Regions from separate parts of the Homo sapiens genome. Here region 1 is linked to region 2. A link is an interaction called in ENCODE POLR2A ChIA-PET data of the cell type or tissue named here. Cell type or tissue: MCF 10A. All regions are shown on one strand. Each heading gives the region's core, and the rest is flanking DNA. Links, peaks and the distances in the headings are about the cores only. Region 1 has its middle 18 kb from the start of SDE2. Region 2 overlaps LINC02765 (long intergenic non-protein coding RNA 2765).

What was found. ChIA-PET counts read pairs that join two places held together with the same protein. Peaks named below come from ENCODE experiments on the same cell type or tissue, not always from the same donor. Only the 100,000 strongest peaks of a DNase experiment are listed, where the experiment ranks them.
Region 1: POLR2A ChIA-PET joins it to region 2 with 8 read pairs; 14 of 35 experiments call an interaction of 5 or more read pairs at or near these places.

The regions. Positions count from the first base shown.
Region 1 is chr1:225,979,757-225,982,524 of GRCh38, forward strand. No RefSeq gene overlaps it. Among named protein-coding and RNA genes, the nearest start is that of SDE2, 18 kb to the right of the region's middle. In MCF 10A, for the core only: no CTCF peak of the experiment used is centred there; no DNase peak of the experiment used is centred there.
Region 2 is chr1:225,459,782-225,462,583 of GRCh38, forward strand. The region is part of intron 2 of LINC02765 (long intergenic non-protein coding RNA 2765); the gene reads right to left. Among named protein-coding and RNA genes, the nearest start is that of LINC02765, 6.6 kb to the right of the region's middle. RefSeq lists an enhancer at 712-1,393. In MCF 10A, for the core only: no CTCF peak of the experiment used is centred there; DNase peaks (open chromatin) are centred at 1,090 and 1,870.

The sequences.
Region 1 (2,768 bases), core at 269-2,768, 520 kb after region 2:
AAGGCTATGGAGCTTGTCTGAGGAAACACTATTAGAAAGGAGGAAAATCAGGATTTTAGACCCAGATCAGTAACCCTAAAACCCTTGCCCTAAGGCCCACCACACCACATGGCCTGTATTCCAGGGAAAACCGAAGTATGACCATGCACATTCTTTCCTTCAGCTCAGCAGTATTATGTGGGGGCCATCCTGAATCAATGACCTATGAATGGTTTGAGTGTAGGCTTACTTTATAGAGCATCATTAATTTAGTTTTTCTCAAAGGAAATCTCATGAAGGTGAATGCAAAGAAAAAGTAGTACCAAACATACCAGAGATGAGACTGGCACTGACTGAATCAGAGATCCCTCCCAGAAACAGGCCAATAGGCAGGTGACTTGCAGCAACAGTGTGGGTGGCACAGGGCCACCTGGAGTCCATAATATCTTTTCCTGTATTCTAGTTCAGGCACACAAATAAGGCCATAAAGTTTAAGTCAACATTTTTAAGATTTTGATCAGAACCAGCCTAGAATTAACACCTGGTGTTCCTAGACTTTCTCGGGGGGGGGTACTTTTCACCTTGAAAATCACTAACAGGTGCTGGCTCAAGATGGTAATCTGAGCATATTTGTTTAATTCCCTCTTGCAAACTCCCATTTGAACTGACAAAAGGAATATAATGAGGAAGCTTGCGGTACGAGTACTAGAAGAGGAAGGAGGAAGGTAGCTATCTCCAAAACAAAATGTGTGGGTGAGTGAAATGGACCCACAGCAAAAGCCCATTAACATCCCCACGCACAGATCAGCGAGGGCTGGAAGAACTACAGCCACCTAGGAAGAGAGGCTAGATGGTCAGTTTCTGCTCATCAGCAGCCTCCTTACTTTTAGCCTTTAATGCTACAAGAGAGGGGGCAATTAGAAAACTCTATAGTCTTTTCATTTTGCCAGTCAAGGTCTATTTGCCTGCAGGGAGCAGGGCAACAGCTGCTCACACTCCCATGCTAAATAAAGCAGGGCCCAGCTAGTGCTCTGGCAACCTGAAGAGGATAACCAGGCCAATTAGGAAAGGGGCACTGGCCCAGCCAGCTTCATGCTGCCACAAAAGAAAGAAATTCTTTGGGCATGGCTGCCTGAGTCTCTCAAAGATGAACCCTGATCTTGTAAAGTAAACCTTCACTATGCTGGGCGCGGTGGCTCAGGCCTGTAATCCCTGCACTTTAGGAGGCCAAGGTGGGCGGATCCCCAGGTCAGGAAATCGAGACCATCCTGACTAATACAGTGAAACCCCGTCTCTACTAAAAATACAAAAAAATTAGCCGGGTGTGGTGGCACGTGCCTGTAGTCCCAGCTACTTGGGAGGCTGAGGCAGGATAATGGCGTGAACCCGGGAGGTGGAACTTGCAGTGAGCCAAGATGGCGCCACTGCACTCCAGCCTGGGCGACAGAGCAAGACTCCATCTAAAAATAAAATAAAATAAAAAAATTTTAAAAAGTAAACCTTCACTAAATCTAAATGTTTCCCTTCTCCCTTTGGGTGTGCTTTTTAAGATCTGAACAGGCACCCACATAATTTGAAGAAAACTGTTTCCAACTACCCAAGCTAGAAAAATAATCCTCCCTAAGCAACAGAACATACTGTGGCAGCCACGAAAATACGCCTCTCAGATCTCCTGCTGTGGGGAGCATCACTCAGTGATGCTCTGGGGCCACCGGGTTCACACTCAGGCCACACTTTCTGGGGACTCTTTATAGCCAACGTGCACAGTACAGGTACTAAGGCAGGCCCATTCTGGCAAGATGCCAACTCCTCCAAAAGGCAACTTTGGCTTGAAGACTCTCCATCAACTTAGCTATATTACAGAAATCATCTGAAGAACAGAGAGAAGCGTTTGGTGGAAAAAAAAAAAAAAAAAGACAGAGACTCGGAGACTGAGACCGAAGCTTAGTATATTTATAACTGAAGTCCCAGGAAAGAGAAAACATGGGTCAGGAAAAAGATCTGAGGAAATAATGGCTGACACTTTCCTATATTTGATTAAATGGCATAAATTTAGAGAGCCAAGAAATTCATCAAACTCCCAAGATAAATACATAGAAAACCACACCTGAAAGCTGCCAAAGAGAAAGACGCATTCTATAAAGGGAAAAACTATTTGAATACCCACTGATTTGTCATCAGAAACAATGAAGGCCAGAAGACAGTGGAACAAGATCTGTAAAGAGATTCTTTTTATTTTTTGAGACAGGGTCTCACTCTGTCACCCAGGCTGGGGTGCAGTGGCATGATCTTGGCTCATTGCAACCTCCGCCTCCTGGGTTCAAGCAATTCTCATGCCTAAGCCTCTCAAGTAGCTGGGATTACAGGCACGCACTGCCACACCTGGCTCATTTTTTTGTATTTTTAGTAGAGACAGCATTTCATCATGAAGGCCAGACTGGTCTTGAACTCCTGACCTCAAATGATCTGCCCGCCTCAGCCTCCCAAAGTGCTGGGATTACAGGCCTGAGCCACTGCACCTAGCGAAGAGATTCTTTTTAAAAAAGAGAAAACTGGCCAGGCACGGTGGTAATCCCAGCACTTTGGGAGGCCGAGGTGGGTGGTTCACAAGGTCAGGAGTTGAGACCAGCCTGACCAACATGGAGAAACCCCATCTCTACTAAAAATACAAAATGAGCCAGGTGTGGTGGCACATGTCTGTAATCCCAGTTACTTGGGAGGCTGAGGTAGGAGAATTGCTTGAACCCAGGAGATGGTGGATGCAGTGAGCCGAGATTGTGTCATTGCAC
Region 2 (2,802 bases), core at 120-2,619:
AGTAGAGGATACTGAAGGAGGGACAGGGATGTGGGGGAAAGGGGACCAGTTCAGTTTGGGACACAATGGAGTTGAGATGCCTCTGGATGTCCAGTCACAATTCCTACAATGAGTTATATGAATCAGGAACTTTACAGAGAGGAAGCCTAGAAACAACAGATTTCCGAGGCCTGGGCACATGTCTGTTCTCCTCGGGAGTGGACAAGCTCAGGTACAAGGGTCTGTTTGGGAGAGAAGAGGCTCAAGGATGAGGACCTAAGGTCCTTGCTACTGAAGAAGGGAGCCCGAGGACAGGACCCAGCCACGGAGGCGGAGAGCAGTCCCGGGGTAAAGGCAAGGCGGGTGGGAGCCCCGGAGCTGAGCATGGCCAAGCGAAAGGTGCAGGACCTCAGCGATCCGTAGGGTGAGGACTGACAGGATCCACTCTGTTTAGCCACAGAGCTGAACAGGCACAGTCAGATTATCCCAGGGGGAGGAACGAATGAGGGTGAAGAAGAGGTGACAGGGAGGCCGATCTGGATTTTCCCACGGAAGGAAATCCTTTTTCAGGCCCCTGGTGGCAAAAGGAGGAGCAGAGGGAGCATCTCCAAGAGTCCTCGGCAGCTGCCTCTGGTACCGCCCACCCCACCCCGGGCCTCTGTTGGTGTCTGTGGTCTGGGGGCTCCCGGGGCCATCCTCCCTGCAGCCTAGGGTGCAGACAGCCACCACCTGCCACCCAGATCAGCAGTCATGTAAGGGCTTCTGTTGAACTGGTTTAGGAGCATAACTATAGTTGGCTGAGGTCTGGGGATTTTTTTTAAGCTACAGAGTATTTTATGGGGTTTTGCCAAAGGTTGCATTCTGCTCAGAAACCTAGCCTGTCCCAACTATTCTTTCTTGCCATGCTTCAGGAAAATCTAATCTACCGTAAAAGCAGCAACCACAGCTATGAGAGCTAAGCCAGGTGCCACCTCGGGTTAAGGTCCCTCAGCTGCCTTAACCCCTGCAAGCTCCTCTCCTTTGCAGCCACCTCCTGACACCTCATATGACACTGCCCACCCCACAGGGCCTTTGCCCATCATTTCCTCTAGATAAACAATTACTGAATGAATGAATCATCCACCAGCCAGCTCCCCCTGCCAAGAGCAAGGAAGCATCAAGGCCCCTCCCCTCTGTCACCCACACCTCTCACTGTTACCCCAACAAGGGTGCCACCCAAGGTTTCTAGTTCGAGAAAAAAACTTCCCAGACTCGCATTGCTAATCACACCTACTGAGTATAAGTAAAAGCAAGTGTGGCTCTCCCCGACCAGCGGGGGATGGTGGGGAAGGGGTCTTTCCTGCACAGCTGGCAGATAGGCACCCCTGGCTGCTGTCTTGCCTGGGCTGTGGAGGTAATTTCATTTCTCCTGCAGCCTCTTCTCTCCGTGTCCAGCTGTCCTTGCCTGTTTGATGCAGGACAGCACAGGGAGCTTGCTGCTCCTGCCTGGAGCTAGCTGGAAGGATGAGGTGGCTTTGGAAGGATTTGGAGGACCTACTCCCCACTTCATCCTCATCCACGGTTCCTCTCCATCCAGGTTTGCTGATGTTTACCAGAGTCTGGAGGGCAGGCAAGGGGCAGAGCGGCAGCTGGCCAAGGCCCAGAGGGGTTGCAAGGTCACATAGAGGACCTTGGGCTTCACTGCACAGCTTCAAACATATTAAAACCCTGAAGGTCCGAAGATATATGAAACAATCCCCTAAAAATGAAACTGCCCAGGGGAGCCCTCTTTGTAGCTCACCTGCCCCTGCCGCCTTTCTCGTATTTCTTGAGGCTGTGTGCTCTGCTCTCTGGGACCAGATGGCCCGTTGGAGACTTCTGGCAAACGCCCCAGCTCCTCTGCCCAGACGATGCCGCAACCTCCACTCCCTGCCTGCCCACGGCCAGGCCAGGTTGCAGTGTCTCGAGCCTGCTGGGCTCTCAGACCAGGCTAGAAGAGTCCACCGGGTAAATTGTTTTGTCCCAAAGCCAGAGATGTCAGGAGGAGTCTGTGCCCCCTCTGCCCCGCCCCATCGCCTGAAGGAGCAGCACAGCTTCGTTTTATAAAACCAGGATACAGAACGGCCTGGCCCCAAGCCACCCTGGACCCAGCAGACCAGTCCTGCCCCTGTCCCCTCAGCCCCTTTGTCAGGACTGGTGAGGGCCAGGGAGGGGGCTGGCAACTCTTCAGGAGCAGCCAGGGAGCACAGCTGCTGGGATGTGGGGGTCTAGTCACCTAAAGCATGACAGAATATCTGGTGACTTGGGGACCTACCTACTTGTCGGGAGCAGCAGCTCAAGGGCAAGAGAAGGTGTTGAGGGAAGGAGGGTCAAGGTGGCTGGGGCTGGAAAGTCTGGATGACTGGCCATGGGGCCACATCACTCATCTCCCAGGACCTCCTTCAACATCCAGACAACAGGAGCACTGCCCCTACCCTGCCACCCCATGGCCTGCCTCAGGGGGCCTGGAGCCCGGGGCCACCTCCCTCTTTTGACCCTGCCTGCGCAGCTTGCCTTCCCCGCTCTCTCCAACCCACAGCCGCTGCTGTCCCAGGGCCCATGGTGGTGGGAACAGCCTCTCCCATATCCCCCTCACGCAATAAAAGCCCATTTACCTGCAGACCAGCTCAATCCAGCTCCAGATTCCCAGGGAAGAAACTGAACAGCCCACCCTGGCTGGGCTCATGCTCATCTGGGTGGAGGGTCTCATTGAACCTGGAGCAGTGACACAGACCAGTGAGGGAGGGTCTCACTGGGCAACGGTGGAGGACTGCTCTGGCTAAGGGGTTTGCTGTGGACTAGAAA